2 separate regions of the Homo sapiens genome follow, and region 2 is linked to region 1. Evidence: read pairs that join two places in POLR2A ChIA-PET (ENCODE). Cell type or tissue: Panc1. All regions are shown on one strand.

Region 1 (5,000 bases):
TGGTGCTTGGCGGTAGGGAGCTTCCATTACCCTCGCCCCGGAAGTGGATGAGAGGCAGCAGCTCCTGAGGTGGAGGCCCTTGGCCAGCAGTGTCCAGAGACAATGGGATCTTGTGAGATTGCAAGCGGGAGAGAGAATAAATCAGGGAAAGTGTATCATTTGAGGATTAGTCAATAAATCCCTGGGACCCTGGCCCAGTGGGGCTGGTGCCAGAGGCAGGGCTGGCCCCAAGTGCAGACTTCCTTCCTCAGCAACCTTCCCTTCCCTTCCCAGAGGCCTCCTGGGTCTCTCTCTCCTCACCTCTCTCTGTCCATCTCCATGGCTCCTCTCCTAAACTTTGGAGCCCAAGGCATAGCCTTTTGTCCTTCCTCTCCCCCTTGCTGGAAAAAGTTCTACAACGGAGCAGAGAAGGTTTGAAGGTGTCCTCAGGCACCTGCAAACAGAAGAGGCTGGAGAATGTGTCCCAACTCCAGCCTGCCCGCTCCTGTTCACTCTGATCCAGCCCACCCCCCAGTCCGCAGCTTTGAGCCCTGGCAGAGTCCACAGGAACAGCCTGCACTCCTAAAAGAGGCCCCCAGTACCCTGAACCCCAGTCCTCTGCAGGCTCTCATGGTGGTCTGGCTGGGCCTCAAACTTCTTGGGATGGGGCCCTGAGTTCTGGCCGCAATCCAAATGCAGTCTCAAACCTCCTGAGTCCATCCTCTAGGCCCATGGAAGCCTCGTATCTGGAGCACCCTCCATACTCACTCCAAAGGGCACTTATGAGGGCATTTAGTATATTCCAGGCAGTGTGCTAGACTCAGGACATTTGGAGACTAATGAAACTCTCTTCCTGCCCCTCCCTTGGACCTAAGCCTCTACTGGGTTTTATTTTCTGTTCATATGGGGATACCATATTACCCAGCTATACTCCTTCCATAACCAGTTATTGAGCACCTGCCATATGCCAGACACTGTTCTAGGCACTGGGGGTTCAGAGCTGAGCAAAGGCCATTTCTGCCCTCCAACTTGCCAGGGAGACAGACATGCTGACAATTAATTCCAAGACTAGGCCAAAAATAAGGGGCCATGGGAGGCATTTATAAAAGCCTCAGAGGAGGGACTGACTCACCTTGGCTGGGATAGAAGGAGGGGTGTTGGCCGAGTGCAGTGGCTCATACCTGTAATCCCAACACTCTGGGAGGCCGAGGTGGGCAGATCACGAGGTCAGAAGTTCAAGACCAGCCTGGCCAAGATGGTGAAACCCCCATCTCTACTAAAAATACAAAAATTAGCCAGGTGTGGTGGCGGGTGCCTGTAATCCCAGCTACTCGGGAGGCTGAGGCAGAGAATTGCTTGAACCCAGGAGGAGGAGGTTGCAGTGAGCTGAGATTGCGCCACTGCACTCCAGCCTGGGTGACAGAGTGAGACTCTGTCTCAAAAAAAAAAAAAAAAAAGAGGGGGGCTGTGATGGATCACAGTGTGGTGGGGGTAACCTCATCACTGTAGCTCTTAAAGCCCATCCTGGGGGACCGTACAGCCTAATGGTTAAGAGCAAATGGTGTGGTTTAACTTCCTGCTCTGCCACATCAGTTGTAGGACCTAGGGCCTCTTAGTCTCTCTGAGCCTCAGTGTCAACATCTGAAAAAATGGGACTAACAGTAGGAACTGCCTTGTGAGTCTCTGACACAGTAACATGGGGCAAGCAGCTGGCATACAGCAACCTCTGACTGAATGTCCACTTAATTAGCCTTCTTTCAAAGTATTCGAATAAACTAGCTTGTAGCCTCCTTGCCACCCTCTTCTTGTCCTCCTCCTCAACTTGAGGGCCTGGCACAGTGCTAGGCACATAGAGTAAGTGGTGGAATAAATCAATGGGTACAATAGAAAGCCCATCAAACCTTGGCTCAAGTGCTGCTAGGTAGACAAGCAGTGGGCCTGAATGTTCCATTTCTTTGTTCTGATACCTGGCCATAGGCTGGGTGGGCCACGATGGCTGTTCTTCTTGCTCCCACATTTCCAGAAGTCAGGCAGAGTATGACCCTCTGAAGCCCCCTTTTCTCTGCTCAGTAGAAAGTCAAGAAATGTCTTCTAGCCTGGAGCCATCATTCTGTGACTCTGGTTTGGGCTGAGTCTTGACTTGCTGTGTAACCCCGGGCAAGACATGTCCCTCTCTGGGCCTTGGACTCCTTATAGGTGAAATGAGTAGGTTGGACTGGATGCTTTCCATGCTCCTCTGCAGCCTTTGTGTTTGATGTCTGCTTCTTCTTTCAGCTGGGGGAACCTCATCGTCCTTGCCAGAGCCTGCTTACCTGGAGGTGTGGTTTTGTGCTCTCCCATTTCCCATCTGCTTCTTGGCTTTTCTTTTCTTTTCTTTTCTTTTCTTTTCTTTTTTTTTTTTTTTTTTTGAGATGGAGTCTCACTCTCACCCAGGCTGGAGTGCAGTTGAGCGATCTCAGCTCACTGCAACCTCCGCTTCCTGAGTTCAAGTGATTCTCCTGTGTCAGCCTCCCGAGTAGCTGGGATTACAGGCACATGCCACCACGCCCAGCTAATTTTTTGTATTTTTAGTAGAAATGAGGTTTCACCATGTTGGCCAGGCTGGTCTTGAACTGCTGACCTCCAGTGATCCGCCCACCTTGGCCTCCCAAAGTGCTGGGATTACAGGCTTGAGCCACCGTGCCTGGCCTTGCCTCTTGGCTTTTCACTGTGGTGTCCCTGTCTTTTTCCCTTCTTGCTCCCCTCAGCTATCTTCCTCTCTTTCTCTCTCTTATTCTGTCCCAGCGTGTGAATAGTATGTGGATGAACTGATGATGCTTAACTTTCTCCTGGGCAGCTTTCCCCTCCCACCTCTACCCGGCTTCTTGACCCCCAAACACAATCTGGGCCTGAGGAGCAGACCTCTCCATCTGTCCTCTTGCCTGGGCTTCTGTCCCTGAAGACCTTGGTGGTGCCCTGACCCTTGACTTCTGACTTCTGAGAGAATGGGAGAATGGCATCCCAGCTGGACCAAGACAGTGCCTAATATGGGTCTTCTGTCCCTAGAGATGGACAGGCTTTATATTCCCTCGCCGCCCTCCCCCCAAAGTCCCAGGCTCAGGGAAGGGGACAGGAAACTTTTTCTAAGTCTAGCTGACACTCAGCCCTGGAACCCACCTCCTTCACAATGCCATCGCCCACCTCTGAAGCTGGGAGAACCCCTTGACAGATGGGCCTGAGGTTATGATCGTCACTAAGGAACCACTTACTGTCAGGAACCATTTCCAGAGAACTACTGTGTGCCAGGTACTGTGCTATGAGCCAAGAGGAGGGGTCTGTGTTGGGGTAGAAGGGACTGGGGGTGGGACAAAAGCTGGGGGGAATCCCCAAGAAGGGCATCACTGCCAAGCCTAGGGCTCGTGGGCAGAGGGTTTGGCAATGCCTGTGCGTGGGCCCAGTTGGAGTGGCACCTGAGATGGAGCCAGGCCTTGGAGGCAGGTAAACAGGACGCTGTGTGCTGGGTGTGGTGAAGGGAAGGGGGATACAGGGGCACAATGGACCATTGTGTGCTCTGGAGTTGCCTTCACTTCTGGACTCTCTACAACCCTCCCACTAGGCTGTACAAATATTGAGACATATGGAAGATGTGGTCATAGATACCAAGACAAATGGAAGATGATAGTCATCTGCTTTTGGACTCTTCTGCTCTTGCCTAGACCACAGTGGACCAAGGGGTTGTGGTGTGTGCTGCGTGGCCCCGCAGGAGGGCAAAAGGAGGGAGCATTTGGCTGCTGGGATGTGGTTGACAGAGATCTAATCAAGTCTGGTGACGGGGCTGTGGCCTCAGCTGGGCCACTAGCTAGCTGTGTCTGTCTTTAGGAAAGTCACATTACTGCTCTAACCCTCAGTTTACTCATCTGTAAGATGGGATAAGGATTACCCTTGCTCTGTCTACCTCACAGTGATGTGTGGCATTGTGACAGAGCCTTGGTTGTTGTTAAGGGGTGTACACAGGGCAGAGCTGGTTGTTCTTGCTTCTGTTGTTACTCTGCTGCAAGATCCTTTTTGCCTGACAAACCTCCCCTCTGGGTTCAGATGTAGGCAGAATTGATGGGTACCCATGTGGGACTATTGAGAGACCTAAGGACAGGAATCAGGACTTAAATTCTCTAAGTGTTCAGCCAACCAATCTTCATTCATTCATCATTCATTCAGTCAACATACATTTTTTTTGAGCTGCCTCTCTTATGTCAAGCACTTTGATGCCCTGGGCCTTTGAAGATGAATAAAGTATGTTTCTTGTCCTCAGGGAACTCCCAATCAGCTGGGAAAGGGGCTGAACACACACACACACAGCATTAACATACAATAATAACGAGTATTTATTGAGCACTTACTATGTGCCAGGAATGGTTCTAAGTACTCTATATACATTAATTCATATAATCATTTTCATTTTGAAGATGAGGAAACCAAAGCACAGAGAAGGTAAGCAACTTGCCAAAAGTCTCACAGCTAGGAAGGAACAGAACCAGGATTGACCCCAGGCAGTCTGTCTAGAGCCTGTGTTCTTAGCCAGTAACTAGTACACACAACATGCATGAACCTACACTAACAAGGGCAAAAGAATAGTAAAGAGAAGAGTGGGCTGAGCCTCTGAAGAAATGGAAAAGGAGAGGAGGGATTGGCTATAGTCCAGCTTCCACTAGGGCAGGAGAAGGTGAAACAGGCTTGACTAAGCTGGACAGATTTGCGATGTCTCAGACAGGAGGTCCTGGGATGGGTTTCCAAGGCAGGAGGCTGAGTCAGGCTTCTTTGAAGGCGGCAGAGAGCTAGTTGGGATAGATTCCCTGCCAGCCCTCTGCTTGAGGTCCTTTCCAGCCCAAAGCTCTGTGAGGGAGAACTTTGGAAGGTTCCTGGTAGGAGAGTGTGACACCTTCTCCACATATAACTTGAGTTTCCCAATTCCAAACTCCATTGGGCCCTTGCTCCTTCTCTGGGCTGTAGTGTGCTGGGAGCTGGGAGTTATTAAGTAGGACTGA
Region 2 (5,000 bases), 150 kb after region 1:
AGGCGGTGGCTATAGCATGGCAAAGCTGACAGTTAATCTGGAAAAACTAGTCCCCTCTACTGGACACATGGCCTCATGAACCTGTTCTGGACAAGAAGGTATAAAAAAGGATACAGGGGCAGGTGTTGGAAAGGACATGTTATCTCCCAAGTCTGTTGCTATGTTGTTACCCCATGACCAGACTGCAGATTTAGACGACTCTAGAGTGCTCAGAATAAGCTGTTCACCGTGATGGCCCCTCTTAGCCTACCCTGGAATGGTCTCTGAAAGCAGCATGGAGGATGATTAGGAGCACAGAACATGGATGTGGACAGGGAGCCCCTTTCCTCTCAGGCCTCAATTTCTTCATCTGTTGAATGAAAGCATGGGGACAAACTTCTGTTGAAAGAGGACCCTTACCCTTCTTCATCAAGAACAGTGTCACTTGAACAGGCACATCTACAAGGCATGTATAGGATTCCATTTGAAGGAGCTTTCCACTGCTGAAGAGCAAAGAGGAAGCAGAAGAGGAAAGAAGGAATAAAGATGGGAAGAACAGAAGTAAGGAAGGCACTGGCTTGAACAACCTCTGGGTCCAGATCAGATCCCACAGGTGGAGTGGACAGAGATGGTTACAGTTGCATAACCATCAACACAATCCAGACACAGAACCATCTTATCACCACCCCAGATCCCCCCAGTCCCTGAAAACCACTGATCAGTGGTTTCTGTGCTGACAGTTTTGCCTATTCCAGAATGTCATACATATGTAATCATGCAGTGTGCAGCCTTCTGAGTCTCGCTTCTTTCCTAATGCATTTGAGATTTATCAGGTGTGTCGTGTGTGTGGGTACTTTGTTCTTTTGCATTGCTGAGTCACGTTCTGTTGCATGGATGTACCACAGTCTGTTGATCCTTTCACCAGTTGAAGGACCTGTGGGTTGTTTCTGGTTGGTGGTGATTATGAGTAAGGGCACTGTAAACATTTGTGTATGGGCTTTTGTGGGGGACATAAACGTATTTGCTGGGCTGGTATGGTAAGTGGGAAGCCAGGGGCAGGACATGGAGTAGGGCTTCATTGGTAGTGTTAGGTTTGCTAGACTATTGAGAGGACAGAACAAGGGAGTAAAGTGTAATGAAGCCAGACAGCACACACCACACAGAAGCTGAGTCTCCAGTGAGGACACTGAAAGTAGCCTATCCCCAGGGGACTTGATCAGGATGACACGCACACACCCTTCAATGGCTGTCCCAGGGGCAGGGCTGCTGTGACCTCTGACTTCCATATTCTTCACTCACTTCAACAGTCATTAAAACATGTCTACTTTTTAAAACACCCAAGTACATTTTATTGTAAAAACATTCAAACAATATGGTAGAATACAGGGTAAAATGCGAAAGCCCCCCTTCACACTCCCTGTTCCATCCCAGTCACCTGCCCCTACCCAGACATTACCCATGGTAGCATCTTGAGGCAATTCTTGCACACATTCTTTCCTGTTATTACACACACACATTCACACACATGCATGCATACACACACATGCATACATGCACACATACATTGTGTCTAGGTATATTAGTCCATTCTTGCGTTGCTATAAATACCAGAGACTGGGTAATTTAAAAAGAGGTTTAATTGGCTCATGATTCTGCAGGCTGTACAGGAAGCATAGCAGCTTCTACTTCTGGGGAGGCCTCAGGAAATTTCCAATCAGGGCAGAAGACAAAGGGGGACTGAATTCTTTTCTTTTTAATTATACTTTAAGTTCTAGGGTACATGTGCACAATGTGCAGGTTTGTTACACATGTACACATGTGTCATGTTGGTGTGCTGCACCCATTAACTCATCATTTACATTAGGTATATCTCCTAATGCTATCCCTCCCCCGTCCCCTGACCCCATGACAGGCCCCGGTGTGTGATGTTCCCCACCCTGTGTCCAGGTGTTCTTATTGTTCAATTCCCACCTATGAGTGAGAACAAATGGTTTTAAACAACCAGATCTCATGAGAACTCACTCACTATCTCGAGGACAGTACCAAGAGGACGGTGCTAAACTGTTCACGAGAAATTCACCCCCATGATCCACTCACGTACCACCAAGCCCCACCGCCAACACTGGGGACTACAATTAGACATGAGATTTGGTGAGGACACAGATCCAAACCGTATCACTGGGGATATAGCTTTATCTTCAATTTTGCTGATATAAATGAGGTACTGTGATGTGTGTCACTCAGCAGCTTGATTTTTTTGAGCTAAATTGTTTAGTCAATCTGCTCTGTGCATTTAGAACACACATATCTGCCTCCTTTCTAACCTGCTGTTTAGTGCCCTAGGCTAGAGATGTAGCCTCATTTATTTCCTTCCTTTCCTATTTGTAGCCATTTGATTTGTTTCTAAGTTTCACTATTATATAAAATGTTGCAGCAAATAACCTTTTACATATGCCTCTTTGTGCACACATGATTTATTCTCTCATGCAGACACTAAAAATGGAATTGTCTGTGGAAAGTGGATATACATCTAATATTTTGATAAATCTGGACTAATTGATTTCCTAAAAGGATAGACTAATTTATATTCCCACCGACATCCTTTGAGATGCCAATTTTCTCACAACATCGTCACTGCTGGGAATAACCAATCTTTTAAATTTGTATTAATTTAATAGGTGAAAAATGATCCCTCCATTGTTGTTTTAATTTGCATTTTCCCACTTACTGATAAAATTGATCTTGCCTTCCATGTATTAATTTTCCATGGGGCGTTTCTTTGGATTGCAATTCTATCCTTTTCTGTTTCTTCTATTGAGTTGTTGCCCTTTGCTTATTGATTTCACAAGTTCCTTTTATAGTTTGGATATTAATCTTTGTATAACATATATATTATTTTTAAAATCTCGCTTTACTTTTTTGTCTTTTTTTTTGAGATGGAGTCCCACTCTATCACCAGGCTGGAGAGCAGTGGCATGATCTCAGCTCATTGCAACCTCCGCCTCCCAGGTTCAAGCAAGTCTCTTGCCTCAGCCTCCCAAGTAGCTGGGATTACAGGCATGCACCACCACGCCCAGCTAATTTTTGTATTTTTAGTAGAGACAGGGTTTCACTATGTTGGCCAGGCTGGTCTTGAACTCCTGACCTCATGATCCGCCCCTCTTGGCCTCCCAAAGTGCTGGGATTACAGGCGTGAGCCACTGCGCCTGGCCTCCGTTTACATTTTAAAAAACATTGTTTGTAGTATCTTTCGTCATACACAGGATTGTGTTTTAGGCAGAAAAATCAGTCAGTCCTCCTTCCTGGCTCTGTATGGGGGAGCTGTTTATATGGAGGGCCCGTCCTTCTCTAGGGGGCAGGTGATGGCATTTCTCCCAGAAGCTTGGGGAGGCCATTTCCTCAGGGGAGGAGCTCACCTGGGGACACTTGGTGACAACTTTGGAAATACTGACAGCTGCAGGGAACACTGTTTCCCACCACTGTGCCTGAGCTCCTTTCTTGCAGCCCAGTTTGGGGAGGGCAGCAAAGCCAGACGAAAGGGTGTTGTCCCAGGTCAAATATGGGAAGGACATAGTTAAGCTTTGTGCCTGGTCAGGTAACTGGCAGGTCACGGTGATTGGCTGAGATGCTCTCCCTTCCCCACAGAGGCCCTTCCTGTTCCCTTCCCTCAGTTCCTCAGGCTCAGATTTTTCTCCTCAGGAGCATCAGATCTGGGAGCCCTGGAGGGCTGGGGAAGGGGAAGCGGCCACATGTATACCCACCCCTGGGATCAGCCTCCTGCTGGTCCTCTGGCTGCAAGGTCACTTCTTCCTGCCCCACTTCCCTCTCCAGCCTTCTTTCTTGTCCTCCTCCCCAGTCCCCCATCTGAAGCTGAGGGCACCTGCAAACTAGGTGCAGGTGCCATTAGCAGCAAGAGGCAGAGGAGAGGGTCCTCCCAACCAAGCCGCTTCTCCTTGAGCTCTTGGGGTGGTGACCGAGGAATCCTCAGAGAGGGTGCTGGGAGGGAATAGGATTTGTTCAGGAGGAGGGGAGTCAGGAGGAGGAGAGAGGAAAGCCTCAGCCCTGGAAGCATGGCTGGACCACTTGCTCCTGCTCTCTTACCTACTAATGCTTGAGAAAGGTTGGTTGGGGAAAAAATAGTAGATACAAGAATCTAACATATTTCCCTTTATTGAATGTCGGGATTCTTAGAATTGGAAAAATGATGTTTACATATAATGTACAAAGAAAAGAGAAAAACACCAGGAAAGCTGGTGTGGTGTGTGCAACTCTAGGTGCAGCTGTTGTGGAGATCTGCTGACCAATGTCAAGTTCAGGGCTGCACCAAGATTTGAGCACCTCGCTGAGACTGTGGACTCTGCTTCGATGGTGGCTGTGTTGGCTGTTATCCCATAACCACAGGAAGTCCCTGGGTGTTTGGGCCAGCAGGGTTGGAATTCTACCAGGTATTGGCTAGGGTGCATTTTTGTAATCAGTAGGCCCGGGGCTGGGGGTGGGGGTGTGTGTGCCTTTTTGTGATCTCTCTGCAAGATGGGTCATTTGTCTAATTTCCATGGAGGAACAGGATGGGCCTATAGCAGGCCCTGTCATCATCAGAGCTCAGGGGCCAGGTGCTCCACTCCACTTCTGTATTTTTAACTCACGGTATTTTTTTTTATGTGGAAGTATTTTTAAATAAATTGCAGATATCCTGACATTCCACCCTTAAATAATTTATCATACATTTCTAAAACAAGAGCTCTTGCTGCTTAGCAAATTAATATGATCACAGCCAATGCAATTAAAAATAGTTTCTTAATAGACTCTACTACTCAGTGCATATTCACATTTAGACCCAACAAGTTCAGCACTTCAACCATAAGCAGAAACTCTGGTCTGTCTGAAACCTTGGCTGTCGCCAGACTTTCTTTTTTCTTTTTTTGAGACAGAGTTTCTCTCTTGTTTCCCAGGCTGGAGTGCAATGGCGCGATCTCGGCTCACTGCAACCTCCACCTCCCAGGTTCAAGCAATTCTGCTGCCTC

What was found. ChIA-PET counts read pairs that join two places held together with the same protein. Peaks named below come from ENCODE experiments on the same cell type or tissue, not always from the same donor. Only the 100,000 strongest peaks of a DNase experiment are listed, where the experiment ranks them.
Region 2: POLR2A ChIA-PET joins it to region 1 with 14 read pairs; 3 of 35 experiments call an interaction of 5 or more read pairs at or near these places.

What each region holds. Positions count from the first base shown.
Region 1 is chr6:41,497,912-41,502,911 of GRCh38, reverse strand. It overlaps LINC01276 (long intergenic non-protein coding RNA 1276), which reads right to left and starts at 468. Exons shown (of 3, transcript NR_120347.1): 1 at 301-468; 2 at 1-109. The region is part of intron 1 of LOC112267957 (a long non-coding RNA gene); the gene reads left to right. RefSeq lists an enhancer at 1-263. In Panc1, no CTCF peak of the experiment used is centred here; no DNase peak of the experiment used is centred here.
Region 2 is chr6:41,351,993-41,356,992 of GRCh38, reverse strand. No RefSeq gene overlaps it. Among named protein-coding and RNA genes, the nearest start is that of NCR2, 19 kb to the right of the region's middle. In Panc1, no CTCF peak of the experiment used is centred here; no DNase peak of the experiment used is centred here; H3K27me3 peaks cover 1,616 bases.